Regions from separate parts of the Homo sapiens genome. Here regions 1, 2, 3, 5, 6 and 7 are each linked to region 4. A link is a loop called in an ENCODE intact Hi-C map of the cell type or tissue named here. Cell type or tissue: mammary epithelial cell. All regions are shown on one strand.

Evidence for each region. A loop is a pair of places that touch in the nucleus more often than their neighbours do. Peaks named below come from ENCODE experiments on the same cell type or tissue, not always from the same donor. Only the 100,000 strongest peaks of a DNase experiment are listed, where the experiment ranks them.
Region 1: a loop joins it to region 4, with 10 times the contacts of the local background. A loop is called at or near these places in 12 of 110 quality-filtered maps.
Region 2: it touches region 4 in a loop (19-fold over the local background); 2 of 110 quality-filtered maps call a loop at or near these places.
Region 3: it touches region 4 in a loop (6-fold over the local background); 4 of 110 quality-filtered maps call a loop at or near these places.
Region 5: a loop joins it to region 4, with 12 times the contacts of the local background. A loop is called at or near these places in 3 of 110 quality-filtered maps.
Region 6: it touches region 4 in a loop (7-fold over the local background); 3 of 110 quality-filtered maps call a loop at or near these places.
Region 7: it touches region 4 in a loop (16-fold over the local background); 12 of 110 quality-filtered maps call a loop at or near these places.

What each region holds. Positions count from the first base shown.
Region 1 is chr9:119,288,180-119,292,179 of GRCh38, forward strand. The region is part of intron 2 of BRINP1 (BMP/retinoic acid inducible neural specific 1); the gene reads right to left. Among named protein-coding and RNA genes, the nearest start is that of BRINP1, 79 kb to the right of the region's middle. In mammary epithelial cell, a CTCF peak has its summit at 1,789 (motif pointing left); no DNase peak of the experiment used is centred here.
Region 2 is chr9:118,748,849-118,752,848 of GRCh38, forward strand. No RefSeq gene overlaps it. Among named protein-coding and RNA genes, the nearest start is that of LINC02578, 71 kb to the left of the region's middle. In mammary epithelial cell, a CTCF peak has its summit at 2,041 (motif pointing left); no DNase peak of the experiment used is centred here.
Region 3 is chr9:118,576,219-118,580,218 of GRCh38, forward strand. No RefSeq gene overlaps it. Among named protein-coding and RNA genes, the nearest start is that of LINC02578, 100 kb to the right of the region's middle. In mammary epithelial cell, no CTCF peak of the experiment used is centred here; a DNase peak (open chromatin) is centred at 2,443; H3K27ac peaks cover 742 bases.
Region 4 is chr9:118,520,610-118,524,609 of GRCh38, forward strand. It overlaps LOC105376248 (a long non-coding RNA gene), which reads right to left and starts at 2,888. Exons shown (of 3, transcript XR_930294.2): 1 at 2,545-2,888. In mammary epithelial cell, a CTCF peak has its summit at 1,647 (motif pointing right); no DNase peak of the experiment used is centred here.
Region 5 is chr9:118,168,296-118,172,295 of GRCh38, forward strand. No RefSeq gene overlaps it. Among named protein-coding and RNA genes, the nearest start is that of TLR4, 470 kb to the left of the region's middle. In mammary epithelial cell, a CTCF peak has its summit at 1,929 (motif pointing right); a DNase peak (open chromatin) is centred at 1,946.
Region 6 is chr9:117,781,462-117,785,461 of GRCh38, forward strand. The region is part of intron 2 of LOC105376244 (a long non-coding RNA gene); the gene reads left to right. Among named protein-coding and RNA genes, the nearest start is that of TLR4, 79 kb to the left of the region's middle. In mammary epithelial cell, a CTCF peak has its summit at 1,887 (motif pointing right); DNase peaks (open chromatin) are centred at 1,640 and 1,750; H3K4me3 peaks cover 832 bases.
Region 7 is chr9:119,363,795-119,367,794 of GRCh38, forward strand. The region is part of intron 1 of BRINP1 (BMP/retinoic acid inducible neural specific 1); the gene reads right to left. Among named protein-coding and RNA genes, the nearest start is that of BRINP1, 3.6 kb to the right of the region's middle. RefSeq lists an enhancer at 1,457-2,138. In mammary epithelial cell, a CTCF peak has its summit at 2,064 (motif pointing left); no DNase peak of the experiment used is centred here.

The DNA of each region.
Region 1 (4,000 bases), 770 kb after region 4:
TTTTTCTCCCTTCACCTGAAGAGATTCATTTAAGGAGGACATATAACTTCAACCTCACAGTAGCTTTCTGTAAATAATTCACTGTGAATGATGTTGTTAGTATGTGACTCTTGAAAGCCAAATATATAAATGGCAATAGTCACAACTAGGTACTTATTTTTTCTTTTTAAATTTTTTTTAACCATATCCTAAACATAGGTTTATGATGTAATGTATGCAAAATACAATGCTGGGTGATTTGGGGAGACAATGGATGACTAGACCTGGGCCTTGACCTCAGTAGCCAACAGACTCCTTGTGGTAATGAGAAAGAGTGGGAAAGAGTAGCAAAAACACAATACAGAAAGCAAAATGAGGTCTTTTCATCAGTCAATGAATTGATAAACCACCACTGGAAGCAATGGGCTTTGCTAAATCTTAAAAAAGGGCCACACGATTTAGGGGTGATATTTTTAGCAAGAGGTGGGAAAATGCTTCTTACTCAACCTCATAGCCTTAGGATATAGCAGAGTGAATGGCACATAGTAGGTGCTCACTAAAAATATCTGAATTAAATGAAAATAGGTGAATGCACCAAAGGAGAGGTTTTGTTTGTTTGTTTGTTTTTTGTTTTGTTTTGTTTTTTTTTTTAGATGGAGTTTCACTCTTGTTGCCCAGGCTGGAGTGTGATGAATGGCACAATCTTGGCTCACTGCAACCTCTGCCTCCCAGGTTCAAGCTATTCTATTCTCCTGCCTCAGCCTCCCAAGTAGCTGGGATTACAGGCATGTGCCGCCACACCTGGCTAATTTTTTATATTTAGTAGAGATGGGGTTTCACCATGTTGGTCAGGCTGATCTCGAACTCCTGACCTCAAGTGATCCACCCGCCTCGGCCTCCCAAAGTGCTGGGGTTACAGGCGTGAGCCACCACACCCGGCCCATTTAAGCCAATTCTTGAAGTCTGAGAATGTGGTTTTAAAAAGCAGAGCACGGAGATCAAGGAGAAAGAGCATTCTAAAGCAAAAGAACAGAATGAGAAAAATCACAGAGGCAGGGCAATGTGAATGAAATTCTGGAATTAAGAAGTAATTGGGTGTGGCCTTGCCAACATAAAGAAATGCAATACTCAGAAAATGACTGGAATACTAAGCTAGAGGATTGGTATTCTCTACCTGTAAGACGATGAAGAACTGGTATTCTCTACCAATGAAGACGATGGAGAAGAGGCAAAGCATGGTCTCATTTTTATTTTAGGAGATCAGTTAACTCTGGCTGTTCCGTGAAAGGAGGAGGCCTGATTAGGAAACTATTGCAATTATGGGACTGAAAGAAGCTGATGGCATGAGTTAGAGGTAGAAAATGAGAAGAAGGTAGGAAAGGTAAATTAGAAGCAATAGGGTTGATGACTCACTTGATATGCAGAAAGTGAGAAAACACATGTCTAAGATTCTTCTATTAATCTGAGAAATATCCCAAAGGATATAACCTCACACAGAACCCCAGCTACCACAGATAGCATTTTAAGCATACTGCCTGTCCCACCAGTTACTCATTCTAAGTTCTCCTCAACTCAGAAACCTAGAAGAACCCATGCATTGGTTAATAACTCATTGACCTAAGTCAGAAGGCTATGGTGTTTTGATTCTGAACTGATCACATGGATTGATACAATCCTGTCATCTTAAACCTCTTGAACATGATAATTTCTCGGAAGATGCACGACAGTCCCTAGTCCGAGTCATTATTATCTCTTGACTGGGCCAGTCTGAAAACTTACTGATTGGTCCAAGCTTACACTCTTGCTCCCCCTACTGGCTGATTCACCTGCAGTGATCCTTCAATAATTAAATCAGGAACTGGTCAAGTCTGCAGGATGAAATGCTCAAGCAAAACTTTCCATGGTAAGTAATGATAAATAATGAATACATTCAAAAGAACAACAACAATAATTTAAAGACCATGGAAAGAACCTAAAGCAGACAGAAGCCATAGGAGAGTTTATTCTTGAAAAACTGCAACTGAAAAAGGTTAAGAATTGCATGTCTATGGCTGCCTGACCTAAGGGTGCTCCCCAACCCTAAGGCAATAAACAGTGGTGAATTATGCAACCTTTCACAGGCTCAGAGCAGTGGAGAACAGGGGTCAGGAACAGACAGACATAGAGTCTGAAACATGGTAAACATTCAATAAATATTACTGGTTACTATAAAATTATTATTATTATTCTTGAGTGAACAAGAAAAATCATGAAGAATAGTGTAGTGGCTAATCTTCTGGTTTAGTCCCCTGACCAATGATTGTGCCATTACTGGGGCCAGAGAACTCAGAAAGAGAAACAAACTGGTAGGGAAGGAGAATCAGGATTCTGAGCTTTCATTAAAAAGTCTAATGGAAATGCATTTGGCAGTTAGGTGCAAAAATTCTGGAGTTTGAAGGAGAGATGAAAACTGAATATGGATATTTGGGAGTTGTTGGAATGTAGGTGATAATGGAAGAGGAGGGAGCAAGTGTGATTACCCAGGGAAAATGGAGGGAAGGGCAGCAGCATTTGATTGATATCTGGAAGAGAATCCCATATGGAAGACTTCAATAAAACATCTAGAAACAGTCACAGTGCATTATTAATCAGACTATAGGGCCTCCATTCATAGAACAGATGCCATATAAAAATTAGAAAAAGCACTGGGTGCAGTGGCTCACGCCTGTAATCCCAGCACTTTGGGAGGCCGAGGCGGGCAGATCACCTGAGGTCAGGAGTTTGAGACCATCCTGGCCAACATGGTGAAACTCCGTCTCTACCAAAAATACAAAAATTAGCTGGGCATGGTGGCAGGCACCTGTAATCCCAGCTACTTCGGAGGCTGAGGCAGGAGAAGCGCTTGAACCTGGGAGGCAGAGGTTGCAGTGAGCCGAGATCGCGCCACTGCACTCCAGCCAGGGCGACAAGAATGAACTCCATCTCAAAAAAAAAAAAAAAAAATTAGAAAAAGTTGCTCCCTCTAGGCAGACAAATTTCAGAAACAGTGCTCCTTTCAGATAGAATTATGCATCCCCATGCCAGGATAGAGCCTCCATTGTTCTTCTCCATCAAGATTCCGTTGTGCAGTAGACAAACTGTGCAACTATATTTGGCTACCCAGAAAACTAACTTTACGTGGTGAAGGGTATCTGACAAGGTCACTGAAGCCAATTTCACACTTGTGCTTACATTCTTTCTTGGGTCAGACTATGCTAATTAGAATCCCTTTGGTGACAGGACAGTGACTGCCCACTCAGTTCTATCCAGGTGTTCTCTCTGTCTTCTGACAAATCTGACTATTAAATACCTTTTCTTACTTTGAAGACTGTCTTCCAGTAACCACCACCAATTTTCTCTCTGGAGCCAGCTAATTAGAAACTTTCTGTTTCCCAGTACAGGTTCTGTACATATGTTTACAAGCTTCCTGTACATAATAGATACTGGTCCAGTGTCAGTGGCTACTTTTTCTAGTTCTCTTTGAGAAATAAGCTCCCAAGTTACTGCTGAAAATCCAGCATCCAGTTGCAGATGGATGAGGAAGCAGATGAGACGTCTGAGGATGTCTTTCACACAGCCTTGTCTCCCAGAAGTAGGTGGGTGGTACTCAGCAAAAGAATAGGATTCAAAAAAAGCAGAGAATTATAGAGTAGGCTGAAATAGAACAGCATAATAGGTACAGCCATGACCTTCTCTCTAACATCCTCCATTAGCAATAGACAAAAGAATCTCTACCCTGAAGCATGGTGAGTTGGTTGTTTTTAATAATACAACATCAGTCTTCTAATTTTAAGAAAACAATCTTAGAAAAAAAATACTTTATTCCCGGAGTCAGAAAATGACACTCAATGAGAGTTAATTTTCTGAAATCTTTGAGAAGGCAAAGAATTCACAGAACCACAGCATGTAAGAGCTAGAAAGAAGCTCAGAAAATGTTCAGCCCTAATATCTATTTTAGAGATGGGAAAGCAAAGGCCCACAAAGGTCACTGGACTTGACCAAG
Region 2 (4,000 bases), 230 kb after region 4:
AGCAGGAGCAGCATGGATCTAAGAGGGATCTCCTCAGAGGGATATTTCCCCCATGGGACAAAGGTGAGCAGGAGGACCCCAGTCCTCACCACTGACACAATACTTGGAGCCTTCACCACTGGTGACCTCCACAGTCTTTATCAATGCTAAGCCCAACTAAGAAAGCTGCCCAGATGGAGTCCACACTGTCCACTTGTCCCAGAGAAGGAGACAATGCTATGCTTTTGCATTGTACCTTTTCCTGAGTAGCCACTGCACTTCACCATTTCTGGGCCCTTGTTACCACTGCACTCTGTTGCCTGGGGCCTGGGATGCCACAGTACCCCACCATCTTTGTGAGTTGCTGTTGCTCTATGTCCCCATGGTCAAGCTGCTGCCAAAAAGCTGTATTCCTAGGGCTCAATTTATTGCTGCATCCTACATCTTGAGACCTGGGTTTTTGCTGTGGGCCGACATTTCGGGGCCTTGCTGCCAGGGCATTCTGTACCCCAGGAATTAAGCTGATGTGGCACCCCACCTTTCCAGGGACCTTTAGCATTCAAGCCACAGCTGCAGCCTATTTCTCCAGCACAAATTTCTGAGGCAGGCCACAGAGTCATAGACTCTGGCTCTCTGGGTGTTCTGCACAGGTCCACAACTCAGTGAGTAGACCTGCTCCCAAGGATGCAGGTGTCACAGTATTTCCTTAAGTCCCTGAGCCCAGATGCACAGGCACTCTAAAAGTTTGTGTCCTGGAGCTTCCTGGAGACCACACTGCTGCTTCCCACGCTAAACCAGAGTCACTGCATTGCACCCAACCAGTGACCTTGCAATCACCAGCAGCTGAGAGTCTTTTCCCACTGAAGCCAGCTTGTAAGTTCTGAAAAAAGTAACTGCTCCATTAAATGCACAAACATAAACACAAGAGCACAGGAAACATGAAGAAACAAGGGAATATGACATCACCAAAAGAACAATAATTATCAGTAATTATCCAATAAATGAACATAAAGAAATAGAGATCTACGAATTTTATAAAAAGGAATTCAAGGCCGGGAGTGGTGGCTGAGGCTTGTAATCCCAGCACTTTGGGAGGCCGAGGTGGGCAGATCACGAGGTCAGGAGATCGAGATCATCCTGGCTAACACGGCGAAACCCCATCTCTACTAAAAATACAAAAAATTAGCCGGGTGTGGTGGCGGGTGCCTGTAGTCCCAGCTACTTGGGAGGCTGAGGCAGGAGAATGGCGTGGACCCAGGAGGTGGAGCTTGCAGTGAGCTGAGATCATGCCACTGCACTCCAGCCTGGGCGACAGAGCGAGACTCCATCTCAAAAAAAAAAAAAAGGAATTCAAAATAATTATGTTAAGCAAACTCAGCAAGATGCAAGAAAATGCAGATAGACAATTCAACGAAATAAGAAAAGCAATGCATGAAGAAAATTAGAAATTCAGCAAAGAGAAATCATGAAAAAGAACCAAGAAAAAATCCTGGAACTGAAGAATGAATGAATAAAATTAAAAATGCAATAGCGAGCTTCAACAGCAGCCTTGATCAAATGAAAGAATCTGAAAATGTGAATACAAGTCTTTTAGAATTATTCAGTCAGAGGAGGATAAAAAGAACAAAAAGAGTGAAGAAAGGCTGTGGGACTTACGGGACACAAGCAAACCAATAGATAAATTATGAAAATATATGGAAATTAAACACACTCTTGACAGCCAATGGGTCAAAGATGAAATCAAAAGGGAATTAAAAATAGTTTGAGGCAAACAATAATGGAAACACAATGTACAAAAACTTATAAGATGCAACAAAAGCAAGGGAAGCTTATAGTGATAAACATCCATATTAAGATAAATAAAATATTGCAAATAAATAACCTAACTTTATAGTTCAAGAAACTAGATAAAGGAAAACTATGGCTAAAGTTAGCAGAATGAAGGGAATACCAACAATCAGAGCATAAATGAAACAGATGAAGGAACACCACAGAGCAAAAGAGCCAAATAGAATCCTCCAGTGATTGCACCCTCTGCTGGAACACCAAATTGAACAACTATTCATACAAGAAAGCACCTCTGTAAGAACTAAAAATCTAGTGAGTGATCACAGTACCTGATTTTAGCATCCTATCAAGAAAAGAGGCATTAAGGTGGTTAGAAAAGACAGTCTTGAATTGCCAACATCAACACTCCCTCATCCTCTGGCAACAGCCACATGGCATGGAGAGAGAATCTATGTTCTTGAGAGAGGGACAGCACAGTGATTGTGGGGCTTTGCGTTGGAACTAGATGTTACCCGTCACAGTGGAAAGCTGTACTGGGCAGAATTCAACCTGTGCCCACTAAGGTAGCATTAAGCCAGCCCTAGCCAGAGGGGAAATGTCCCTCCCAGCGGTCAGAACCTGAGTTCTGGCTAGCTGCACTACCATGGGCTAAACAATCTGGGGTCCGAAATACACTTGGAAGGCAATCTAGGCCACAAAGACTGAAATTCCTGGGCAAATCCTAGTACTTTGCTGGGCTCAGAGCCAGTAGGCTTGGCGTGTATGAGACCTAGTGAGATATTTTCTGCTGGAGGAGAGGGAAGAATAAAAAAGAATTTTTCTTGCAATGTGGATACCAGCTCAGCCACGTAGAATAGGACATTAGTCAGAGTCCTAAGTCCCACATTCAAGGATCTAGCTCCTAGATGACATTTCTAGACACATCCTAAGCCAGAAGTGAACCCACTTTCTTGAAAGGAAGGACCTAGTTCTGGCAGGATTTATCACCACTGACTAAAAAGCACTTTGGCCTTGAATAAACACCAGCAGTAGCCAGACAATTTTTGCCATGGACTTTGGGTGAGACTATGCCGTGCTGGCTTCAGCATGACCCAGCACATTCCCAGCTGTAGTGGCCATAGTGAGAGACTCCTTATCCTTGAGGAAAGCAAAGGAAAGATTGGGAAGAACTTTGTTTTACAGCTTGGGTGCCAGGTCAGCTGCAGTAAAATAGAGCACCAAGTAGATTCCTGAGGCTCCTCACTCCAGGCCCTGCCTCCCAGACCAGGAGAAGAGCTCACCATCCTAAAGGGAAGGACACAAGTCTGTCTGGATTTACCACCTGTTGAGCAAAGAGCCCTTAGGCCTTGGATGAACATCAGCAGTAGCCAGGCAGTGGTCACAACAGACCTTGGGTGGGACCCAGTACTATACTGGCTTCATGTCTGACGCGGCCCAGTCTCAGTGGTTGTGACCACAAGGGTGCTTGTGTTACCCGTGCTCCAGCTCCAAACAGCTCAGCATGGAGATAGAGCCTTTGTTTGTTTGAGAAAAAGTAATAGAAGAGAATAAGAGTCTCTGCCTGGTAATCCAGGGAACCCTCCCAGATGTTATCTAAGACCACCAAGGGAGTACCTTTACAAGTTGGCAGAAGTTACAGTGTTACTGGGCTTGGGGTGCCTTGTAATGCAGATATGGCTGCAGTGACCAAAGTTTTAGATCACAATACTCAGTTCCCTTTGAATATTTGGAAAACCTTCTTAAGGATGAGTAGCAACAAGCACAGATTGTGAATGCTACAATAAATACCTAATTCTTCAGTGCTCAGACACTGATGAACATCCATCAGCATCAAGACCATTCAGGAAAACATGACCTCACCAAACAAACTAAATAAGTCACCAGTGACCAATGCTGGAATGATAGAGATATGAGACCTTCCAGACCAAGAATTTAAAATAACCATTTTGAGAAAGCTCAACAAAATTCATGACAACACAAATAAGGAATTTCGGATCCTATCAGACAAATTTAACAAAGAAATTGGAATGATTTCAAAAAATCAAGCAGAAATTCTGAAGCTGAAAAATTAACTTGACATACTGAAGAATGCATCAGAGTCTCTCAAAAGCAGACTTGATTAAGAAGAAAGAATTAGTGAGCTTGAAAACAAGCTATTTGAAAATACAGTCAGAAGAGATAAAAGGAAAATCATAAATATGCCATGAAAAAATTGTTAGAACTAGTAAACAAA
Region 3 (4,000 bases), 56 kb after region 4:
AAATCAGTAGCACTTCTATATACCAATAACATTCAAGCTGAGAGCCAAATTGAGAATGCAATTCAATTTACAATGGCCACACACAAAAAAGAAAATACCTAGGAATACATCTACCAAAGGAGGTGAAAGATCTCTACAAGGAAAACTACAAAATGCTGCTGAAAGAAATCGTAGATGACACAAAGAAATAGAAAAACATTCCATGCTCATGGATTGGAAGAATCAATATTGTTAAAATGGCCATACTGCTCAGAGCAATCTACACATTCAAAGCTATTCCTATCAAACTACTGACATTTTTTTTACAGAATTTGAAAAAAAAAAAACTATTTTTAAATTCTATATGGAATCAAAAAAGAGCCTGAATAGACAAAATAATCTTAAGCAAAAAGAACTAAGCCAGAGGCATCATATTTCTCCACTCCAAACTAAGCTATAAGGCTACAGTAACAAAAACAACATAATACTAGTACAAAAACAGACACATGGATTTATAGTTGCTTCTTGACTTTATTATCTAGTCTGATAATCTAGTCAGATAATCTCTGAATCTCTGCCTGTTTACAGTTAAAAGGAGTGTTTACTCCATTTACATTTAGTGTAATTATTGATATTGCTCATAATATTTGTGTTTGGTTTTTTATTCTTTATCTTTCTTTTTATTTTCTTCCAATTACTGTGCTCCTATTCTTCATTATCTTTTCCTTCTTTCTTTCTTTTTCTTTTTTCATTTGGATTGAGTATTAGCTATTTTTCTATGCTTGCTTGTTTTTTATTTTCCCAAATAGGTGCTTTAGGGATTAAGATATTCACCCTTTAGTTTTCAGTTTTATTTTAATCAATATCAGAATATTTTATATATAATGTAAGGACCATATAACGGAATAATTGGACCTAAATTTTCTCTCAGCCTTTGTACTGTTATTGCCATATATTTTACTTCTACATATACGTCCTGCTATATGATTTTTTTCTTTTTTCTTTAAACATTCAAGTGACCTTTAAAGATTTTTTTAAAATGAAAGATAAAACATTCTCTATATTTACCCACATGTTTCACATGACCAGTGTTCTCATTCCTTCTTGATGATTCAGATTCCAAGAATGTATTATTTCCTTTTCAGCATAAGAAATTTCTTTAGCTTTACTTGTAGTGTGGATTGCTTGATGATACATTTTCTCAGATTTTGTTTATCTGAAATTATATTTTCTTTAACTCAACATTTTTACTAAAGAGAAAATATTTGGTTGAAAGTTGTGGGGCATTTTGTTTGCTGGTTTTGTTCTGTTTTTCTTTGTTTCAGTAATTTAAAACATTTTTTTGACTTTATTATGTCTGTCTCTTTCTTAATCATTGTTTCTCTTTATGTAAAGTTTCTTCTTTTTTTGCCTCTTTTACTATTTTTAAGTTTCTCTAGTTTTAAGCAGTTTCAACATGATGTGGTTAGGTCTAGTTTTCTCACTGTTTATCGCTTTTGGAATTCACTGAGATTCTTAGATATGTAAATTACTGTTTTTTGATGAACTCTGGAAAGTATTTGGCTAATATCTCTGTTAATATATAATTTTTATTCCATTTTCTCTCTCTTCTCTTTATGGGTCTCCAATTACAAATATGTTATGGTTTGATAATGACACATAGTTTATTGAGGCTTTGCTAATTTCTTTCTCTCCCCTGATTCACTTATATTCACCTTTCTTATGGAATGTGTATTTGACTTAACATGTATCTCATAATATGCTCTTTTAAAAAATTTATTATACTCATTTTTTGTGGATTGTTAAATTTATAATTATTTTTCAATTTTTTCTGCCAATTCTTGATAACATGTAATTATGATTTTATTCATTTTTTCATGATTATGACCCATATTTTCCTATTTCTTCACATGTCTAGTAAATTTCTTTAAACATTGTGATACTGTGAATGACACCAAGAAATTCTGTATTCTGCTATTTCCTTTGGAAGAATGTTGATTTTATGTTCTGGGGCATTTAAATTGCTAACATACTACCTTACATTTGTGGAGGCTTTTATTGATTTGTTTATTTATTTTAGATCAGGTCTAGTTCCATTTTGGTCTCAGTCCTAGGGTAAACCATTAATCTTGGATGTAGATTGTACTTCTAATATGTGGTCTTTCTAGGCGTCAATGAAAAACTCAATGCATTTGCCAAGGAAGGCACTCTACCTATGTGGGACTGCACTGTAATTTCTGTCTCCCTGCAATGGGCAGCCACTGAAATCTCTGCTCTACCATTATGGCATTGTACCAGTGCTTCCACTCTGGGCTTGTTGGATTCTCACCCACAAGTGCATAGTTCAGGTGTAAGTTAAAATTTGAAGAACTTTTTCCTCTTTAACTTGGTTTGGGGCTCATTTCTTGGATTTCCTCCTGGATGTCTAGTCACTGTAGCATTCTCAAACTCCAACTTATGACTCATTAGCCAATAAGACTGCAGCTTTCTGTTTGAGCTCTGGTTGCTACATGTTATGTAGACTAGTCAGTGTCCTCAGTAGTAAAAGCATGTCATTTTGGGTAGCACTTAATGCATTTGACCTTTGTCTTCATGGGTCAAATATCTTCCAAGTTTGCCTATTTTTATTTATTTTCCATGTCTGTAAGTAGTTTTTAAAAATGTATTTCGCCTGGAGTTTGCAATTATTATCAGCAGGGAGATTGGAAAATCCAAGCTACTCATTATTACAGGAAGTCATAAATAGTTATTTTATTTTTAGAAAATATTTTTAAAGAAATGACTATGTTCCAGTCTTTGGTCTATGTTCTGGAAACACATCCGAAAACTGTAGACTAGCACAGAGTGGTGGGAATGGTGAAAGTTAGATTCTAGACTTATTTTGAAGGTAGTTGTTAAAAGATTTATAACAGATAGATTGGATATGGGGGCCTAAGATAAGAGACAGAGCTTTAGTTTTGTACATGTTCATTTGAGATGTCTACCAGACTTCTAAATGTAGAGGAGTAGACATTTGCATAAACATGTATAGCTTTCAGAGGAATGTTTTAACTTGAGATATTAACATGGTAACTGTCAGTGTATAGGTGGAATGCAAAGTTCTTGGGTGGAATAAGCTCACCAAGAGAATTAATGTAGATAGAGAAGACCATAGACTACAGAGTGGGGAACTAGTGTTAAGAGACTGAAGAGAATGTGAAGCAAGCAATGAAGGAAAATGAACATCCATAAAACAGGGTATCCTGGAGACCAAATAAAGAAAAGAAGATGAAGTGCCACACTGTGTCAAACAGTGCTTATAGTTTAATAAAAGTCAAAGAGTGAGAAGTGGCAATTGGATTTAGCAATGTGGAGGTCACTAATGACCTCAGTCGGAAACATTTTTTGTGAACATGATGGAGAAAAAGAAATCTTTGTTGGGTATGTTTAAGAGAAAAGAGAAAAATTAGGGGTGGTGACTACATATAGATCTTTATAGGGTTGTTTTCTCTAATGAGGAGAATATTAATGACACAATAATCTGGGGAAGTATGATTAAGAGAATGTTAATTTATCAAAGCCACATCTATACAGCATTTCTCCTTCCATCTATATTCATGTCTGCACACACAAATATACCCACTCTCATGTTTAAACATGTTTACATGTATAAATTGGAGAAAAAATCTATGCTAAATGAGATAATCTAGTAAGGAGAGGATGATGATGATGAGGGAAAGAAAGGGGAGGAATGTTGTTTCTACATCAATTACCTTGAATAGGTAAGAAGAGATGAAGCCTGCTCCTCAAATAACATTTTTTGCCATACAAAGAAGTTCTGATTTTTCTTTCATAACAACAGAAGTAAAGGGAGGGAATATGGAACAGAAGCAGGTATGTAGGTACACATAGTGACAGGTACTGTGGAAATTCTTATCTAATTGCTTAGAATTTTATCTGCAGTGCTGGATACAAAATCAAAAGCTGCATATGAAGATGAAAAAGCAGGTTCTGAAGTTGTGAAAAGAGAATAAAAAACATA
Region 4 (4,000 bases):
CCTTTCCTTATTGGCATAACAAACAAACAAACCAAACAAAAAAACACATAAAACCTGATACCTTTCTCACAGCATTTTGGCAGTGGTTAAGACAATGACTATGAGGAATGATTTCAAATGACCAATAAATTAACCTCTTTGGGTTGCTATATCTGATAAAGACAGTGTGGAGGCATAGGCATAGTGCTTTTTTAGAACTGAGCCAGGTAACTGAGCCATAGCCTCAGTTCCCATGCTGATAATTATGTAACTGCAGACAAGTCTCTAAGGTTTCATCTAAAAAATTGGAAGATTGAACTATAGGATCTCTAGGCTTCCCTCTGCTCCACAATAGTCTATATCTGCCATGAGTTTCTTACAGCAACTACCAGGTCTGTCGATCAGCACCTCACTTGCTTGTCCCTTGATCCAGCAGTTCTTTTGTTGGGAGAAATCTTGAGAAATGTGTTTTCATTTCAGGATTCCATCATGACCAATGCCCAGCACTGTGGCAGATGAAGAGTAAAGGTTTCCGTAAATGAATAACTACTCTAGGCCAGGACAATTGTAAATATAGTGTTAGAATCTGGACCATAAAACACACTTTGAAAGTGATATGGTTTGGATGCATGTCCCTTACAAATCTCATGTTGAAATGTAATCCCCAGTGTTGGAGGTGGAGCATGGTGGGAGGTGTTTGGATCATGGTGGTAGATCCCTCATGAATGGCTTGGTGCCCTGCCCGTGGTAATAAGTGAATTGTTACTCTTTTAGTTCACAAGAGATCTGCTTGTTAAAGGGGACTAGTGCCTCTCCCCTCTCTCTTGCTCCCTCTCTTGCCATGTGATACACCGGTTCCCCTTTTGCCTTCTGTCATGATTTTGTACTTCCTGAGGCCTCACCAGAAGCAGATGCTGGCACTATGCTTCTTCTACAGCCTACAGAACCATGAGCCAAATAAGCCTTTTCTCTTTATAAACTATCTAGTCTTCGGTATTCCTTTATAGCAATGCAAAATTGACTAACACAGAAAGTATTCAATTTTGTAAAGGATTCAATGATTTTCAATGAAAAGAACTTCATCCTGGGATTCTGGAGACCTAGATTCTAGTTCTGAGTCTAACAATAGCCTGCTATGTATGGAATATCAAATTTTTATCCCTTCTCTTGGCCTCTGTTTCTTATCTGTAAATGTAATAACTAAAGAATGCATGGGTTTTATCTCTAGTCAAATCCAAAATATTGATGGTAAAAAAACATTAGTGGTCATGTTAGAAGGATTGAGAGCAAGTCTAGGATCAGCAAAAACATATAGCATGATTGATTAGACATGCTCTTTATGTGCGCAGAAAATGACAACGGTAATATATACAAAAGTTATGTATTCACTGTTTTTGGACTAGATAAACGTTGAGGCAACTGCTAACATTTTATCATGCTATGAATGAGCAAAATCCCTCTTAGAGAGAGGGTCCCTTAGACCTAGAATATCAGAAAGCAAATACTAACCGGCCAATTTCCAAGCCAAAATCTAAGAGCAAGCCAGAAATAAATAATAAGGTCCTGAGACCCAAAGAGAAACATTTGCTAGGCTATGTGGAAGACCTGGCGGTAGAGGGTTAAGAGTTTCGAGCCTGAGCAGTCTGTAGTGTATGTCAGCCAAAAGGGGGCAGTAGAGGCCAGGCTCAGCAAAGTGGATCAGATGAACTAAGCAGGCCCCTCTGCTGCTGCTCTCTGCTGTAGATGCCAGCTTCCAGGTGACCACAGAGGGGAAATGCCTGATGCTTAAATGACAAAGCAGAAGTGGTTTTAGCCAAGGTGCACTTGTACCATGTGGAGAGGAAACTATGACTTTTCATTTGCTTTTAAACCATTCCCCCCTCACCATCTTGAACTTTCTGACCTGAACCAGCAAATTCACCCTAAGCGAGAACAGCAAATTGCACATCACTTGCTGACCTGGGAGGGCTGGACCAGAGCACCTGGCTATTTTCATGCAACCCCTGCCAGTGTTTATTTCTGCCTCTTGGAGTAAGGCTTGTTAGGAAGGAAAATTAACTCATCAGCTACTATTAGCAGGGCCTAAGGACTGCCAGGTTTTTCTGGGAAATGGCAAACCTCTCACTGCCCTTCCCAGAAAGGCCTTCCTCCTGCCAGGAGGCTGTTTAATCAGAACCACAAACAATCGTGAATAAAGGGAAGGTAGTCATATTAAGCAGCACCTGTCCTGTAGGGAACGCAATGATTGCAGAGGAAAAACACAGAGTGAAGCCTGCTTGCATCTCCCTGGGGTGTAGAGACTGACTTCCTCCCACAGCGTGAGTATAAGCTGCTCTCTGTTTTCCCGATGACCTCTCTCTGATGCTAATCTTGATCCTGTTGCCCACCCGTTTAGTGGTGATATATTCAGCCTACATTACATAATTATGGTTATATATAGTTATTTGCAATACAGCGTACATTTATTTTAGCGATGAGTATTAAACGTCTTCTCCTCCCATCATACCACTCCCTCCAAGGCTACATTGGTAACCTTCTAATTGATTTTTCTGTTTCAATTCTTACCTCTTTCAATCCATGCACTACAAAAACAGCCAGCGTGATTTTTGAAAAACAAGCTTGTGTTACTAACTCTCTTGGAAATTTTGTATAGTTTCCCATAGCATTTAAAATAAGTTTTCAACTTCTCACCATGACCTACCAGGTCCTACTTGACCTGTAACCTACCCGCTCTTCCACTCCATCTCATGACACTATTCCCCATACACATTTGCCCCATCTTTCTTTTAAATCTTAGAAAATATGAGATGTCATATTGACTGACTGTACATGCAGAAGCAGAAATGTTCTTTCATGTATTTCTTTTTAAGAGCAATATTGTATTTTTCCAGAAGCCCCTCCAACAGTTATTTTCTTATGGTCTTCTTGGCTAAAACTAAGTAAAAGGCCACATGTAAACCAATCACTATTAAGAGAAATGGAACCATACTGACTTAGATTCATTGTGATTCAATCCCCATGGTGACAATGAGTATAGCATTTTCTGAAGCACATTTAAGAATCTTAAAGTAAGGGAATGGCTGTTACATATGAAACCAATAATATCTCTGCAATTAAAAAAAATAGGATTTAGCCAGGACATAGAACTTAATGAAGGTAATTGTACACATAAAGACTAGTTTGTGAAAAAGCACAGGTATTGGGAAATGTCAAGTCTAATTAGAGTATTTAAAATATCCCATTTAACTAGAATGTAGGGTGTGATAGGAAAGACAAGTAGATGATTGGAAATATCAGTTGGAAAATAATTATAGAGTCTCTGATGTCAAGCAATCATTTTTGAATGAATTAGAAAACTTTGGAAAATAAGTGACCAATTTGAAGTTTTAAATATTTTATATATCAAAAGCCTGACTCCCCAATAATTGAACTCCTTAAAGACATGTACAATCTCTTCTCCTAAAATAATAATTTTGCAGAAACTTTCATACATTCTTATATTTAGATAACCCTAAAAATCCACCAAAAAACTGTTAAAAATAATAAATTTCACAATTGCAAGATATAAAAGCAATGCAAAAATCAGTTGTGCTTGTAAATGCTAGCATTAACCAACAAAATAGAAAATAATCCCATTTATATTGGCAATCAAAGGAATAAAATATTCAAAAATAAACTTAACTGAAGAGGCAAAATACTTGTACACTGGAAACCACAAAACATTCCTTAAAAAAGAAAAAGATACAAATAAATGGAAAGACCTCTTCTGTTAATGGATTAGGAGACATAATATTGTTAAACTGTCTATAATATCCAAGTTATCTACAGATTCAATGCAATCCTTTTCAAATGTCCAGTGGCAGTTTTTGCAGAAATAGAAAGGCCATCCCCAAATTCATATAAAATCTAAAGGGACCCTGAATAGTCCAAGTAATCTTAAGGAAAAAACAACAATTCCTGATTTCAAAACATACCACAAAGAAATAGTAATCGAGATGGTGTGGCATAAAGACAGACATAT
Region 5 (4,000 bases), 350 kb before region 4:
TCTTAATTTAAATATCTATCTACTTATATAATATTTACTTTATACTTAGAGCATTTTGTGTTCTGTTTAAGGAATTTTAATACACAAAGTCATAAACATATTCTCCTATGATATCTTCTAGAAGTATTATTGTCCTACTTTTCACAATTGAAGATGCAATCCAGCTTAAAATAATTTTGTATGGTACAATATAGAGATCACATTCTTTAAATTCTTTAAATTGACCCACCCAGCACCATTTACTAAAACACTATCTTTTTCCTACCAAACTTCTTTTTCACCTTTTCCTCAAAAGAAGTGACAATGTATATTCAACCAATATCATTTGAGCACTTAACTCTGATCTGTTTCTGTACTGAATCCCAGTTATAGAGAGAAAATATTTATTGAGTACATACTCTTGAGTCCTGTACTGGAAATATGCCAGAAGTCATCTTTTCTCTTTTAGTCATTCCCTATCCTAATTGGGGACACGGATAATAAATAAGTAAATAAGTAAACCATCAAATAAATAATTTTAGCATATAATGAGTGGGAAATTAAAGGAATAAAAGTAAAAGGAGAAGAAAAAAGATGATGTGGTAGAGAATTGGAGGAGGTGGAGGAAGGGTTCCTTGAAAGGTGCCATTTAAACAGATACCCAAAGGAACGTGCCAGCACTTTAAGAAAATACTTTTTCCAATATAAGAAAAATAAACCGTGCATTTGCTGAGGTATCACCCAGGCTGGCTTACTGTGGGAATGTCAGGAAACCAGGATGGCAAGATAGTGGAAATGGTGCTGAAGATGGCATAAAAAAAAGAATTGAGAGTCAATTGTGGGATTACCTAGTCCATGGCACATAGTAAGAGGTTTCCGTTTTCTCCTAAGGCTGTAATGAAAAACCTGGAGAGTGTTAAGAGAAAAATGTTATAATCGCTTTGCATGGTTGTACAGAAAACATCTTAAGTGTGAGAGGTGCATCAGTGTAAAAGAAGTGAGGATTTTGCCCTGATGGTCTCCAAGAATCATGTAATAGATTAGAGTAAGGACAGTGCAAGGGGTCAAGCTCTGATGCTCTCATCCTCCATTTGCCCAATTGAAAGTTTTGTTTTCTGCTTAGTAAAGAATCTTACTTTTCCTGTCCCTAAGGAACTTAAGCATTTTCAGTCCTTTCTAACGAATGACCCAGTAGTGCATTCTATATGATGCTACTGTCTCTCTATTTAACTACTCCGTATGCCTGAGTTCTGATTGCTTAATTAATTTACTAACTGTGAAAGAAAGAATAACTTTCATCACTGTCTTCTTCGGGATAGAAGGCAAAAGAAGTTCTAACAAAAAGAACAAAAAGATGAAATTATTGATTTTAATTCTGGCATTTAAAAACCATGAAATCTCTAGAACATTCAGGTGACACTCTGTGAAGAAATGGAATCCTGGGTTTTACACCCTGAACTTGTCAAAGCATTATATAGAGTTTCTGGAGAACAGTGTGCTTGGTGTTAATAACCAGGGCCACTTGGGATTGGTGTTTTGTCCCTGCCGTTTGCTCTAGGTGACCTTGGGATGTATCTCCCTTGGCCTCACTGTTTTTATCCATAGAATTAGGCATGATCCTTTTATCAGAGACTGCTATTCAGGGTGAATTTGAGGATGGAATGAGCTATTTCCCATATAAATTGTGAGCATTATTTCAATGGAAAGAAATTGTTAATACATTCAGGATTATTTGATCCAATAGCAGCCTCCTGTCCACTGATCTCCACCACTGCTATCAGAGATGTCACTTTGTGCTCATCCATAGTGGGGAGCTCAGAGTTTACTTAATTCCCTGGGGAATAGCAATTAAACCATGTTAAAGACTTTCTTTTAAACAAGTTGCTTTAGTGTCAGCCATCCGGAGCTGTGACTATGAGGACAATAGCCTTGTCTCACAGGCCACTAGATGGTGCCAGAATTCCTTTCTGGCTCTCCTTCCTCCCCATCCCTGCAATTCCCACCCATTCTGCTTTTGCATCTGCGCAGGCTCCACTGGGGTGGTGATGAATTTGTTTGCTGGGGAAAACGTTACTCCCTCAGGAATCTTTGGGACAGAAAATGCCTCCTTGTTTTGGAGACTGTGGAACTTTCTCTTTCTTCGGCCTTGCTTTGATTTACCTCCCCAAAGCTTCCCACTCTCCCAAAACTCGACTCTTCCAAAAATTTAGAAGAAAAAAAAATGAGAACATTGGTGTATGGGGGTTTTCACATCTCTGGGAGCCTTAGTCCTGAGGCAAAATCATACAGCACTTCTGTTTGTATACATGATGCATGATGCATGCCAAGCTGCTCCTAATGAAGATATTATCTGCCTGCCTCTTCCTATCCCTAAGCACCAGGAGAGACTTCTCCCATATTGTCACTGTTTCCTTTCCAGGTGGCCAGAGAAACCCTTCCCAGGATTTTCTCCCTGTGGGATCTGTAGTCATTAGTTAGGCCAAGTGACTCTTCTCCAAAGAGCAAATCCATTCTTCAAGCAGCTCATCCAAGCCAGCTTTCCCTCTCACTAGTAACACGAGATCTCTTTTGCTCTCTCTCATTCAACCACCACAAGATCACAACATTTCACAGATGGCAGGGACAAGGGAGCTTTGCATATCCTCCAGTCCAATGGCTCTTAAACTTTAGCATCAGGATCACCTGGAAGATTTGTTACAACACAGATTGCTGGACCTCACCCCAGAGTTTCTGGTGCAGTAGGTCTGGAGTACAGCCTGAGAATTTGCAGGTCTCCTGCTGATACTGATGCTGTTGCTCCAAGGACCACATCAAGAACCACTCCAATCCTATTGTTTCACAAGTCTGGAAACTGAGGTTCAGTGAAATTAAATGATTGTTCAAGGTCACAAGGCAAATTGAAATTAGATAGGAGTAGGAATTCAGGAGCCTTTTAAGCAAAAGCTTTTAATGTCCTCATTCAAATGGGGCTGCTTGAAAATGTTCTTTCTACTCTTTATGGAGAAAGGATTTGTTGAGCAAATTTACAGATGAAATCAGATTGTAGAAGAATTGTTTAATCTGTAATCACTTAAAATAGAGTTCTATTTTTTTTCAGTTTAAATTAAAGCATGAACTACGAGGAACCTGTATCTAAGTAAAGGGACTGACCTTTCAGTGTTACCACTACAGTAATGCTCTTTCTAATGCCCATTGTACTTAGGCAGAATTTCAGGGAAAATTGTTCTACTGTTTGACTCTTTCAGTGATTCATCCTCAACATTTACCCTATACTACCTTCATCTAAAACAAGAATTCTTCCTTGTAATATCTTGAACATGCTTCATTTTTTTCTTTTCCTTCCTTCCTTCCATCCTTCCTCCCTCCCTCCCTCCCTCCCTCCCTCCTTCCTTCCTTCCTTCCTTCCTTTCTTCCTTCCTTCCTCTTCCTTTCTTCCTTTCTTTTGAGACAGGTTCTCACTGTGTTGCTGAGGCTAGTCTCAAACTCATGGGCTCAAGGGATCCTCCTGCCTCAGACTCCTTAGTAGCCGGGACTACAAGCGTGTGTCGCCGCGCTCAGCTGCATTTCCTAATAAAACAAATGGAAATGGAGTAATTTAAGGTTCACTTAAAGGGGTTTATGATAATAACTTTCTCCAAAAGCTCGGTGAACCCAGCGTTTGTGGTAAGTGCATGTTTCAGGGGTGTGTGTGTGTGTGCGCGCGTGTGTGTGTAGTTATATCAATAATAACAGTTATAGTTATGGATTTATTTATACTTATACCTTATATTTGGGCCAATGGGTACTGGTTCTCAAGTAGTTCTAATAATAATATAAAGTTCCATTTCAAATGCACTGTCTAAACAATGGGGGTCAAATAAATAAAATATTATCAAATAAACAATAGGAGATGGTTTGCAAATGACAACAAACTCAATCAGCTAATATTTGAATGAGGAAGCTTTGGTAAATACTATGCCAATGACTGAAATAATTCAATTCTGCAACTGCAGCAAGTATATTTTAATTTTTGAAGATGTCC
Region 6 (4,000 bases), 740 kb before region 4:
CAGATACTGCCTTCTTCCTGAATTTCTTTCTAATTTGAGAGATTTGACATTTTCATCCCCAATTTGATATTCGGCAGGCTCCTAATTCTTTATGTTTTAATATTTTTGGTCCTTTATAGGAATCAGCACTTAAAGGCAAAAAGTGAACAAATAATGAAGCTTCCGTTATGTCTTAAATGAGTCCTGTAATGTAATAAAATGCATTTTAATGTTTCCCCTTCCTTCCTTTCTTCCTGTCTTTTGTATTTTCTCTCTAGCTTCCATGTTTGAATTGTTTCTTCCCACTCTTTCTGCTTTCAGAAAATAAAAACAAAAACTTAGTGTCTACTGCATTGAAAACAAGGTGTTAAGCATTGTGAGAAATCAAATCTTGATGATGACATAATCTTTGCCTTCAGAGAAACCCACTAATGTACAATTTATGGACACAATTTATGAGAACAATATATGTTCTCATAAATTAAACAGCAGAACAAATTGGAAAGATGTCAGGGAAAGTAGTGAGTAACAGAGTGACAGAATCTTGATATGTTACAACTTAGAGAGACCCTAGAATATCATGAGATGACTCCATCATCACCTTTATGGAGAAACTCGAGCCCAGGGAAGTAAAGAGTTTAGTCCAAGGTCTCCTTATGACCTAACCTGTGCTTTTGATTTATATTCCTGATGGTTTTGCACCTGAAAGGCAGATTTAAACCTTGCTACTTACTGGCTATGAATGTACCTAACCTCTCTGAAGCTCAGTTTTTTAATCCAGAAAACAAGCCTTTGCAGGATGCTTGTGACAGTGGAATCATGTATGCAGTTCACCTGGCCTGGTAGTGTTTGGTACACACCATTTCATGCTACCCCTAAGCTGCATTCTCCTTTGGAGAGCCACAGGCACTAGCGTAAATCATATGCTTTCCATAAGCAAGCATACGCCCTCCCTCCTGTGAACCCAGACGGATGGAGATACACTTTGGGGATGTTGTCTGGGTATTTGTCTCAAATGCTAATGATAGCTCCCTTTGGCAGAAAAACAAACTCAGGCCAGTGGGGTTCTTAGAGTATTAGTCCTAGGAGCCAAAGAATCGATCCATCAACAGGACCTGCTGAGCAGGCACCTCATACGCAGAGCAGCTCAGGCACAGATGTCCGAAGCACTGCCCTCTCACAGGGAGCCCTGGAACCATAACTTCCAGAACTCCCTTCTCCAATCTAGAACTCGCCGCAGAGATTTCCAATACTCACCTCCTCCCCACTTCTAGTTCCCACCAGGTATAAATTTTAAAATCCTATACCTCAGAAAGAAAAAAAAAAAGCCAAATATTACACAAAACTGTGGAAGAAATCTAACTTTCTAGAACCCTGGAAAATGCTTTATTTTTACTTGTAAGAACTTTCTGTGCAAAGAGCTAACCACCCTGCCTATTCAGTTAAGGCTAATCACCTGCTTGTTAAATTATCTTAGGACAATGAGAGGAACATGTGGCAAGTCTCTCTGTGAAAAAACAAAAACAAAAAAAATTCCACTGATGAGTGGGTGAGGTTGTGCAACAGAAGCTGAGTCAGTGACACAGATCAAGATGCAGGAACCAGGAATTCAAGATGCAGGGAACCAGTCTATTCAAGAATAGACTGAGACACAGATGACAGCAGAGAGAACGAAGTCTAAAACTGAAACTGAAAGAGGAAAGAGGTGATGAGAAAGATGTTGAGACGAGGGTGTGGGGGAAAAGATACAAGTGGCACAGAAAGACGGTGAGAAAACACAGCCAGAGTATTAGATCACATAAGAGGAAAACATAATGAGAGGCGGAAGAACTAGCACAGACAACCAACACAGAGCCTGCAACCAGGGAAACCTGTGTTTCTTGCAGTTAGCAGCCAGCAGCCTGCAGTCAGCAGCAGGGGGCATCAGAACTCCACGGATAGTAAAAGATGCCAGGGAGCCAGTATAAGGAGAGAGGAAGTGAGAAAGAAATAAAGAGAGAAAGAAAAGGGATAAGAAACCTTCCTCTTAACTTTGAGATTAGAAGGAAGAGAGAGCCGCGCTATTCCTCGGGGTCCTGCATTTAGTGGTAAGCCAATTCCCCCAGACATCTTCCTGCTGACAGTGAAGGTATGTAAGTGGCTGTAGAAAGTAACACTGAAGGCTTTCTCAAAGAGACTGAGTCCAAGGGCGATGGCCTGGGCTTAAGCCAGCTGACTAACACTTAGGCATTCTGTTAGGCAGAACTCAGGTGCAAATAGCATATCTCCCTGAATGTAGTTTATCCAAGCATTTTCCTCTACTTCACCGCCTCCCAAAAAAGAATTATTAGGAGTATACTAGGATATTGCATAGATAAGGAAGTGATGGAAAAGTAAGCCTTGAGGAAAAAAGACCAAAGGATTTATGTTAAAAGACTTTTGTTTTTGTTTTTGTCCATTTCCCTCATCCATGCTCTGCCAGTCTTATTCTCCTAGCCCTCTCTATGCAGCAATCATTTCATTTGGTGTCACTTCCTCAATCATTTACCAGAGATCAAGAACTCACTTTCAATTTCAGTTTAAAACCAAAATCCAGATGAGGTTTCTGATTGGCTCAGCTTGGACCATGTGCTCACACCTTGGGTCAAAGTCACCGGAAGAGTGACATAGTCTGATTGGCCCAGTACTCTGAAGCCACACCCACACTTGTGCAGGCTTGGAGATTGGGGAGCAGCACACCTGAGGGTGTAAGGATCTGTTGTTGACTGAAGGAGATATTAGAATCATGATCCCTGAAGCCACACCAATTTAGGGCTACTAAGTTCATCTTGAATAAATGAGTTGCCTGAGTTGCTCTGAGCTTGTTTTTCTCTTCTATCGAAAGGCATTACTTACACCTGCTTTGTCCACCTCCAGGAGTTGTTATGGGGCTCTGATTAGAATATAGAGCAAATCACAGAGCCTCCTGCTAACAGGTGTGCAGACAAGCGCTAAGATGAAATGGGCCAAATACGAGAGTCAGGAAACTTGTGTGCTGGTTTTACCTGTGACATAAACCAGCAGTATGAATTTGGGTAAGTTCCTTATCTCTCTGGATTTAAATATCTTTAACTTAAAATTTGGGGATTTGACTGGGTCTGTTAATGTCTTTGTAGTCATTAGACCGCTTTAAGAGACTGAGGAAAGCTAGGTACTTTTACTGCCCTCCTCAATGTCCGGAAGTTCGTAATTTCCCTACAAGTCTACCTCCAGATATCAGGATAAGAACTCCTGGTTTAGATCATCTTCAAGGTGATATCCGACTCTTCAACTGATTGAAAAGAGGGGCTGCATTCTCAGTTGGAAAAGACAATTCTGTGTATCAAGCAGATGTGCGTCTTTCTTTGGTTTAAATCTCTTTCCCAGAAATATCATGCATGTTTCTCATTATCTCCTTCCTCTGGACTACTTCTCTTTTCTTCTTTTTTTCCCTCTACCACCTCATCATTCCTCCGCTACGGGTAGTCAAGTATGGATGTGATTGAAGTTGGGTTTCCATCTGTGTTAGCGGCAGGAAGTGTTACTATCATGGAAATAGTTGGGACATATATCATCTCTTATCTGCACCTCCAAGAACTTAAATGATTTCTTTCCCCCAACCAAAATAAATCAAAGGAGAGGAATCTTAATTATAGTCACCAGGTGGTGAATTTAATACATCCACATGAGTCTCTGTGCTGGCAGTGTTGTCAGATGAGCTTGTCTCTCCAGGCAGGAGGATAATGGGATTGTGAGAGTCTGGAGAGGAAGAACTCTGGGGATTATAACAGCAGCTCCCTGGTGGCAAGGAAACAGCCAGGCAAGTTCTGTTAAATATAAAGGCCAGGGAAACATTGCCTCATGTCAGGGTGTCAGGGTTGTCTCCACTCATGCTCTATCGTGAATGGTTTCAGCAAGGGATTCATAGGAGCTTCTCACATAGGCATTGCCCACCCAAGTCTGAGATGGGGGCTACACATCAATAATTTCCCCCCATCTATCAGTTTGAAGCAGTGGACAAAGC
Region 7 (4,000 bases), 840 kb after region 4:
AAATAAAATTAAATATTCAGTTCATCAGCAACACTGGCCACATTTCAAGTGTTCAGCAATCATACATGGTTAGTGGCTACCATATTGGACAGCACAAAAAACATGTCCATCATCACAGACAGTTCTATTTGACAGCTCTCGTCTACAGCAATGTTTGGCAAACAGTAGGCACCCAATAAATATTTGTTGAATAAATCCTCACTCAATTTCAGGTCATCCCTCCCTTTTTTTTTTTTTTTTTTTTGGTGGCATCGAAGCCCTAAAAGTGAGGTAAACTAGACAATTTCCCTAGGACAGTATTCAGGGTGCCAAGAGGCCTCCAAGCAGATGCTACAGAAGACAGGGCTGTGAAGACAATCCCCTCTATTCAGAAAGAAAACTGTTGTGAAATAATTATGTTTTCATAATATTCGAAGAACTGAAAACTGGAAGAGAATTGCACTTGTGTGATTTCAGAGACATATGGATAGAAGGATGATTTAGGGGCAAAGTAAGAAAATATTCCAACAAAGCTCTTCAAATATGACATAGGCTGGTTTGTGCGGTAATGAACTTGCTATCACTAAAAGTACTAAAACTGAGACTGAATGGTCATGTATTATTGGCATTACAAAAAGGACTCGTCATTCCTGAAAACAGAAAAGTTTGGTCATTGAGAAACCTTCAGAGGTTTTCTTTGATCCAGTGACTCATGACACCTTCATACCATCAATTTCAAAGAGCTCATAATAACTCCCAGCTATTCCTAGCACCTATTGAACAACCCGATGTTGCCAACCATTCATAATAGTTACCATTAACTCAGTGGTCCAGTGAAAAGAGCAGAGATGACGTAAGAAGGAAGACAGTTTCAAATTCTAGCTGTGATGGTTGTGTGACCTTGATCAAGGAGTCTAACCAACCTGGGCTTCACTTTCCTCTTCTGTAAAAGGGGCTGTATCTGTCCCACTGGGTGGAAAGAACGACTACATGAGAGAACAAAACTAAAGACCCTGGAACACAGGAAGTCAATATTCACTTCCAGGTAGGGTCTAATTTTCATCTGTCTATATTATCATTGGAATCCCCATATTCTTGGTATAGGCAAAAATGCCGTAACGGCATTGCTTTAAATGAACATGAAGCAATTGTTAGCTAGAAAGTGTGAGAGACAGAGAGAGAGATGACAGTTGCTATTGAGATGCAACAGGAAATGCAAGGGCAAACATTTATAAAGCAACTACTCTGTGTCAGTCCCTGGAATACAAAGATGCTCCTGAGACCATACTGAAGAGGGTAAGATAGACCTATACCCCCAGCGCTATAAAGCAGGGCAAACAGAGACACAAACTAAAATAGAGTTTCAGATAAAATGGTACAGAAAAATCAGGTGATAAAGAGATTAATTCCAAAATAAGATCTTGAGAAGACTTCTTGGAAGGGTCATTTGAGCTAGATGTTGAAATATGGGTGGAATTTTGTTAAAAGTCGTGGCTGAATGTGGGAGATGGTGGAAAGAATAATAAAGATAATCTTTGCAGAAGGGAGCACAACTGGAAAAATTATTTGAAGAATGACATTTAAGGACCTGTCTTCTTCACATGACCTCCATCTTGTCTTTAACATGGTTACCAGTAGTTCAGCAGCCAATTTGTTAAGCTTTGTATTTCAGCAAGGGAAAAGCAGGAAAAGACGGGTAGGGTATGTCTAACCTTAATGGCCCATTCAAGTGATAATGTACTGGTGATTTCCTCTAAGGAATTGGGAGGGGAAAAGAGACAGGTTGCAAATCAAAAAATGTCTCCTTGCACAACTGAAGGGGCCTTTGGGCAAAGACCTTTTCAGAAAAATAGAGGACTTTATGATCCATAACATAAACTCTTGCAAGCACTAAGAAAGAGATGTTGAATTCGAACCTATCAGGGGAGGGTGTTTTTACAATTCTTGCCTGTACCAGCGGCAAAGATACTCATTGCAGCCTGAGCTGGGTCGTCTAAACTCAACGGGGGCCCAAGAGCTGATTTGGCATCTCTGAGCTGTTTCTCCTTGGTTGAAATGGAGTCACAGCTCCCCCTTCTGGGAGCTAAAGTGCCATCTAGCCCCGGAAAATCCTGCATGGAAAAGGCTCTATTGCAGATGGGCCTAAAACCCCCATGTTTTTCAGTATCTGCCTGCACCCCGAAACAGGCATCTAGAAGTCTAAGAGCACGCTTTTGAGTGAACTCGATTCTGACTTCTCCAGGGTCTCTCTTTCACAGGGCTTTACATTTCTCCTTCCCTGGAGTTTATGGGTCCTACTCTTCACATGGGAGATGCTTTATATGGGAGAACACAATTTGGTGTGGAGGTTCTCTTTTTTGGAAATGTAGCAAGCAGGAAAGGTTTCTGGATCTTTGTGTGCACATGTGTGTATAAGCACACCTATGCATGTGTGCTTGCATATGCTTCTGTGCCTGTAATATGTATTAATGTCTAGGGGTGAGATTCTAATTAATATAAAGAAATTAATTTGCCTGAAGTATTTGCACTGGTAGATGGGTGTACATTTTGCTCTCTGGAAACCAGTGCATTCCTTAATAAAAATCTTAGATACAGACCAGACACTTTGCTGGGTTCTGCCTACCAGTCACACTCAGTACTGGGTCCTTGCTTGTCGGTAATTCCCTAAAGACATTGGAGAAGGAATCTATGTTCTCTCTCTGTCTCTCTCTCAGTCCTCCCCCCACCACCGTGTGTGTGTGTGTGTGTGTGTGTGTGTGTGTGTGTGTGTGTGTGTGTGTGTGTGTGTCTTTCGGGAATAGTGATTGAGGCATTGGATCTTTTCTCTTCAGGGCCATGTTTCCAGATAGAAAAACCCTGAAATGCATCTCTGAAAATGTGAAGTTTGATGAGGGAAGACAAGCGATTGTCTTGGTAGGGGTCATGGTGGCAGGTTGGCAAGATAGGGGTGGGAGCAATATACAGTCCTAGAGTGTATATTGCTGGGAGGAGTGGAAAGGGTATTGATCTAGCTGATTGATAAGCCTAGATTCTAGTCCTGGGCATGCCACTAACCCACTACTGAATGTTGGGGAATTCTCATTCCCTCTTTAGGCCACAGAGTCCTGCCTTTCTGCTCTTTAATATTCCTTCCAGTTTCGATCGTCTGTGAATTAGGAAAGAGAGAAAATGAGGCAGTTCCCAAAAATGGGTCTCCTCCTTGGCCCTAGTACCCCCTACCCAAGATAATCCAGGGAGCTCTGCCCTGACATGAGTTTCCTGAAGGAGATTCTCTGTGGCTATGTGAAGGCTTCAGCCTGAGGTATCAGCCTCTGGACAGAGAATGGTATGTCTGCAAGTGCCTGCAGGTAGAACCCACCCACTAGGGCAGGTTCCTACAAATACATGTTTGCTTTTATCTCTCCCCAGAATATGAACACATGTGTGTGTGTGTGTGTGTGTGTGATTGATATATATATATATATATATATCTTCCTAGAATATATGTGTACATTTTTTAGGCCAAATATATTTCTACTTTTTTCCCCTAAGAGGGCTTTTCAGCGGCCCCTCCGTGCTGAGCTAGACAAGAGGCTGTGTCCCAGCGTCACAGCCCTTGTCTTCTCCTAGCCTCCCTGCCTGAGAGCAGAACGGCTGCCGCTTACCTTGAGAAAGTAACAGCTGCCGAGTCTGGAAGCCATGCTAACAGCAGTAAAACTCAGCATTTTTGCTGAGTAGGGCAAGCCTTTAAGAGGCAGCTGGGAATCAAATCAATGGCTGGCCCCAGAGCCCAAGCCCAACAGTACCAAGCCAGGGTGGCCAAGGGACCTACCTAAAGAGCCTCCCAGGAGATGGAGGAAAGAAGAAAGAGGGCCTTGACCCAAACTACCTTCCTGGCTGAGATTCCTCCACCGCCCCCCTGCCCTTGGCAGTATTTTGGAGCCAAGTGAGAGACGCGAGGTGCAAACCGACAGCAGTTTAAGTCAATTACTGCCACATTCTGTCATGGGTTCCACACTCACAGCCCCTTTTCAAATTGTAG